Regions from separate parts of the Homo sapiens genome. Here region 2 is linked to region 1. Evidence: chromatin contacts called from ENCODE Hi-C or POLR2A ChIA-PET data. All regions are on one chromosome and are shown on one strand. The core of a region is the stretch at or near the end of the contact, and the rest is flanking DNA. Distances in the headings are between cores, read along the strand shown. Region 1 has its middle 61 kb from the start of AP1M1. Region 2 overlaps EPS15L1 (epidermal growth factor receptor pathway substrate 15 like 1).

Region 1 (2,700 bases), core at 116-2,615:
TGTTACTCTTTCATGCTACTTTAATTTTGTTTCACACTATCTGCCAAAATAAACTCTTTCCTATAACTTAAGATGTGGGTGTATATGTATATGTATACAGATGTAGATGCGTGTAATTTATTATATACTGTTAATTTCACTATTTGGGTTGTAATAACATTATTTTGAAATAAAAATATAATTGTTCAGATTGTGGGGTACATCTGAAGCCCTTAGTCCTTATCGTGTCCTCTTCCGGAAGCTGAGATCTTGGTCAGCAGGTGCAGAGGAAAGAGCCAGGTTTCAGAGCCACAGAATCAGTTTCTCTTGGAATCTCAGGTTCCTTCTCTGTGAAATGGGGATAGTGACACTCTGACTCCAAGCATTCACACATGCTGTTCCCTCAGCGTGGTCATCCCTTCCGTGTCATTTGCCTGGAGAGCTCCTACATATCATTAAACCCCAACTGTGATGTCCCTCCTCCAGGCAGCTGCCGCAGACAGATGCTCCAAATTCTCTCATCCCCACCCGCCTTCCAACCGAGCCCTGATCCTGCAGGCTGTGGCCATCTGTGTCCAGCTCTGTCTCCCTGAGACTGGGGGCTCCTTGAGGACTGGGCTAGGGGACACAAGGGGATGGCGAGTGTTTTATAAAAATGGAGATGCCAGGCTGGGTGCAGTGGCTCACGCCTATAATCCTAGCAGTTTGGGAGGCCGAGGTGGGTGGATCACCTGAGGTCAGGAGTTCGAGACCAGCCTGGCCATCATCGTGAAACCCCGTCTCTACTAAAAATACAAAATTAACCAGGTGTGATGGCACATGCCTGTAATCCCAGCTACTCGGGAGGCTGAGACAGAAGAATCGCTTGAACCCGGGAGGCAGAGGTTGCGGTGAGCCGAGATCGCAACATTGCACTCCAGCCTGGGCAAGAAGAGCAAAACTCCATCTCGAAATAAAAATAAAAATAAAAAATAAATGAAATGGAGACCCCAGTACCCCCCGTTGATAGATAAGAGACTGAGATTTCTAGAGGGGCTCAGCTTCCCTGGGGGACAGCTGTTTAGACCCAGAGCCAATTTTCAACTCTTGGGCAGCCAGACTGCAAGTCCAGTGCTCCTTCCAAAACTTGTGTGTATGGAGAACCCACCACCTGTGCCCTGACCCCCTCCTGGTTCCCCACAGCCCCTGCCCAGGCCAGGACACCCTGTCCCCTGGGTGTCCCTGAGGTCACAGATAAGGCCGCTGGGCCCGGCTATCGGCAGGAAACATCTTGGCAGGACAGGAAGCGCGGCATGGGTCAGCCGCGCCTGCACCCGGCTCAGCCTATCAGCGGCCAGATATTTTGGGAGCCACTATATAAACCCCAACTCGGCTCCAAGCTGTTCCCCGGGGAAGCCTCAGGCTTCATGTTCTGCGGCAGCCCTGAGGCTGCTGGAACACGGGGCCCGGGAGGAGCTCAGGAGCTGAGCGGGACAGAGTGACAGGGGTGGACTCCGTCCGGGCATCACTGCAGGCCAGAGGGTGCTGGCTCTGAATCGAGCTAGCCCCTATTCAGTCCTGGTGCAGACACTCTCACTTGCTGGGCAAGTGGCTTCACCGCCCTGTGCCTCAGTTTCCCCCTCCCCACATCCCTCCTTTGATCCTGTCCCAGGGAAAAACACACCTCCAGGTCCTGGAGCCTTTTCTGAAGTTTCTGGGCCGACATCTGAGGGCCAACCCACTTTCTCCCAATGCAAAGCAGGGCCCAGGAATCTGCATCTTAAAACCTGCCTTGGCCGGGCACAGTGGCTCACACCTGTAATCCCAGCACTTTGGGAGGCTGAGGCGGGTGGATCATGAGGTCAGGCATTCGAGACTAGCCTTGCCAGGATGTTGAAACCCCATCTCTACTAAAATTACAAAGATTAGCCGGGCATGGTGGCTGGTGCCTGTAATCCCAGCTACTCCGGAGGCTGAGGCTGGAGAATCGCTTGAACCTAGGCAGCAGAGGTTGCAGTGAGCTGAGATTGCACCACTGCACTCCAGCCTGGGCAATAAGAGCAAGACTCCGTCTAAACACACACACACACACACACACACACATACACACACACACACACACACACACAACAGGGATCCATACGCAAGCCCAAGCTTCTCAAGTTCAAGAACATACGGTGGGTCCAGCTCCTCCACCCAAAAAGTTCAGTGGACAGGCACCCAGCGTGACACCGCATAACTGCTGAATTTGAGCCACATTATAAGAATGGGCTGTAGTTATTCCCATTTTACAGAAGAGGGGTTGAGGCCCAGAGAGGGGCAGGAAGTTGCCTGAAGCCACACAGCAGCCCAGAGGCCACGCCCTATCAGAATCTCCACCCCGTGCACCTCTCAGGAGATGCTCCAGGGGTGATGTGGCCAGCCAACAAGCAGTGGGGTTAGGATTTGAACCCGGGTCTGCCTGCTCCACGACCCCTTGTTGGCACAGAACAGTGCCATCTTGGGCCCAGTGATGACTGCTCTGGTCCTGAATAACATGCATATTTCTCCCAGGACCAGTAAAAGTGAAACGAAGAAGTGAAATAAAAATACTCAAGAACTCACTGGGGCCCGCAGCCGGCTCCTGACCTCAGAGCCTCGGCCTTTCCTGGGGAGAGGCAAGGGGGCAGGACGGCAGCGCGGGCAGAGGAACCCAAGCGTGGCTATGTAAAGTGGCCGGCCCAGCACCTGCGACTGCCTGCC
Region 2 (2,700 bases), core at 106-2,605, 190 kb after region 1:
CCATGTAAGGCCTGGCGTGGTGGTTCATGCCTGTAATCCCAGCACTTTGGGAGGCCGAGGCAGGAGGATCACCAGAGTTTGGGAGTTCAAGACCAGTCTGACCTACATGGAGAAACCCCATCTCTACTAAAAATGTAAAATTAGCCAGGCATGGTGGCGCATGCCTGTAATCCCAGCTACTCGGGAGGCTGAGGCAGGAGAATCGCTTGAACCCGGGAGATGGAGGTTGAGGTGAGCCGAGATCACACCATTGCACCATTGCACTCCAGCCTGGGCAATAAGAGCAAAATTCCGTATTAAAAAAAAAGGGGGGGGGAGAAAGGCCGGGCGCGGTGGCTCACACCTGTAATCCCAGCACATTGGGAGGCCAAGGTAGGCGGATCACCTGGGGTCAGGAGTTCAAGACCAGCCTGGCTAACATGGCTAAAAATACAAAAAAATTAGCTGGGTGTAGTGGTGTGCACCTGTAATCCCAGCTACCCAGGAGGCTAAGCCAGGAGAACTGCTTGAACCCAGCGGGCAGAGGCTGCAGTGAGCCGAGATTGTGCCACTGCACTCTAGCCTGGGTGACAGAGCAAGACTCCGTCTCAAAAAAAAAAGCCAGATAAAAAGGTGAAAAGGCAAGCTACAGACTAGAAAGAAAGGTTTGCAAAGCACATATCCAACAAATGACTACTATCTAAAATATATACTAGAGAGCTCTCAAATTCAACAGCATAAAAAAGAAAACAATCAAATTAGAACATGGGCAAGCCAGGCATGGTGGTGCGTACCTGTAGTCCCAGCACTTTGGGAGGCCAAAGCAGGAGGACTGCTTGAGCCCAGGAGTTCCAGACCAGCCTGGGCAACATAGTGAGACCCCATCTCTACATGAAATTAAAAAACTAGCCAGGCGTCGTGGTGCACACCTGTAGTCCCAGCTACTCAGGAAGCCAAAGCAGGAGGATTGCTTGATCCCAGGAGTTCAAGACCAGCCTGGGCAACATAACAAGATCTGATTTCTTAAAAAACAAACAAACAAACAAACAAACAAACAAAAAAACACGAAGAAGAAAAGAACATGGGCAAAAGATCTGAAGGCAAAAAGACATTTTACCAAAGAGGAAATATAGCAGATGGCAAATAAACGTATGAAAATATGTTTAACATCATTAGCAAAAAGAAGAATGCAAATTAAAACCACAGTGAGATGCCACTGCACGCTATCAGAGTGGCTAAAATAACAAATAGTGACAACATCAAATGCTGGTGAGGATGCAGGCAAACTGGGCCACTCATACACTGCTGATGGGAAAGTTAAAAGGTACGGTGACTCTGGAAACAGACTGGCAGTTTCTTAAAACAACAACAACAAAAAAAAACTAAACACAACATGAAACTACCGCATGAACCAGCAACTGTCCTGGGCATTTACCCGGGAGAAATGAAGAGTCATGTTCATACCACATCCTGTATGCAGTGTTGGCCACAGCTTTATATGTCACTGCTCCAAACTGGTAACACCCCGGATGTCCTCCAATAAGTGAGTGGTTCAGCAAACTGTGGTCCAAGCACACCATGGAATACTACTCAGCAATGAAAAGGAATGAACAGCTGACACATATGCAATAATCTGGATGACTCTCCAGAGAATTATGCTGAATGACAAAGGCCAAACCTCAAAGGTTACATACTGAATAATTCCATCACATAACATCATTAAAATGATAAAATTGTAGAAATGAACAGAGTGGTGGTTGCCGGGGATAAGGAAGAGATGGGCTGGGAGGGAAGTGGGTGTGGCTATAAAAGGGCAACAGGAGGGACGTGTTCTGTACCTGGCTATCAACAAGACCCTATCTCTACAAAAAAAAAAAAATAGCCACGCATGGTGGCACATGCCTGTGGTCCCAGCTACTCAGGAGGCTGAGGCAGAAGGATTACCTGAGCCCAGGAGTTCAAGGCTGCAGTGAGCTATGATCGTGCTACTGCACTCCAGCCTGGGCAACAGAGCTGTCTCTTAAAAAAGAAAAAAAAAGCTTTCAAACCTTGATTCCGTGCTCTGATGCCCTCCCCAGTCCATGTCATTCACCTTGCTGCTTTGCTGAATGTCTAAACTCTCAGGGGTGGTTCTATTGCTTCTCGGTTCCTCTCCAGGGCAGGGAACGCATGCCTTACCCCTGTGTCATGCCCCACTGCAGGCCCTGAGTTCTGTCTGGGCTGGACGGAGGCCGTGAGCCCCAGGCATGTCCATCTTCTTTTTTTTTTTTTTTTTTTTTGAGACGGAGTCTCACTTTGTTGCCCAGGCTGGAGTGCAATGGTGCGATCTCGGCTCACTGCAACCTCCGCCTCCCAGGTTCAAGTGATTCTCCTGCCTCAGCCTCCCAAGTAGCTGGGATTACAGATGCATGCCAACACACCTGGCTAAATTTTTGTATTTTTTAGTAGAGACAGGGTTTCACCATGTTGGCCAGGATGGTCTCGCCCTCCTGACCTCAGGTGATCCACCCGCCTCAGCCTCCCAAAGTGCTGGGATTACAGGCGTGAGCCACCACGCCTGGCCAGGGCATGTCCAACTTCTGCTGGTCTCGCAAGGTGGTCATTTGGGTCCCCAGAGAATCCAGGACTCTTCCTTCAGAACCTGAACATAGCCATCATCATCAATATCCCAGATGCAATACTGTACCACCATTATGCAAATGTTGCTTCAGAGGAAACTGG

The links. Hi-C counts contacts between places; a loop is a spot of excess contacts on that map. ChIA-PET counts read pairs that join two places held with the same protein, here RNA polymerase II (POLR2A). Pooled maps may share reads with other maps.
Region 2: a map with no recorded cell type shows a loop between it and region 1 (5-fold over the local background). The contact joins two enhancer-like sites. A Hi-C loop is called at or near these places in 2 of 37 single-sample maps with no recorded cell type and 4 of 50 pooled maps. POLR2A ChIA-PET finds 5 or more read pairs at or near these places in 5 of 52 experiments (BJ, GM12878, activated B cell and 2 more).

Annotation. Positions count from the first base shown.
Region 1 is chr19:16,257,371-16,260,070 of GRCh38, forward strand. No RefSeq gene overlaps it. Among named protein-coding and RNA genes, the nearest start is that of AP1M1, 61 kb to the left of the region's middle. RefSeq lists enhancers at 1,116-1,450, 2,316-2,535. Within about 2 kb of position 1,366, at least 22 of the 41 ENCODE cell types and tissues checked have a DNase peak (open chromatin) inside an H3K27ac peak, as active enhancers do.
Region 2 is chr19:16,448,241-16,450,940 of GRCh38, forward strand. The region is part of intron 1 of EPS15L1 (epidermal growth factor receptor pathway substrate 15 like 1); the gene reads right to left. Among named protein-coding and RNA genes, the nearest start is that of EPS15L1, 22 kb to the right of the region's middle. Within about 2 kb of position 1,356, at least 8 of the 41 ENCODE cell types and tissues checked have a DNase peak (open chromatin) inside an H3K27ac peak, as active enhancers do.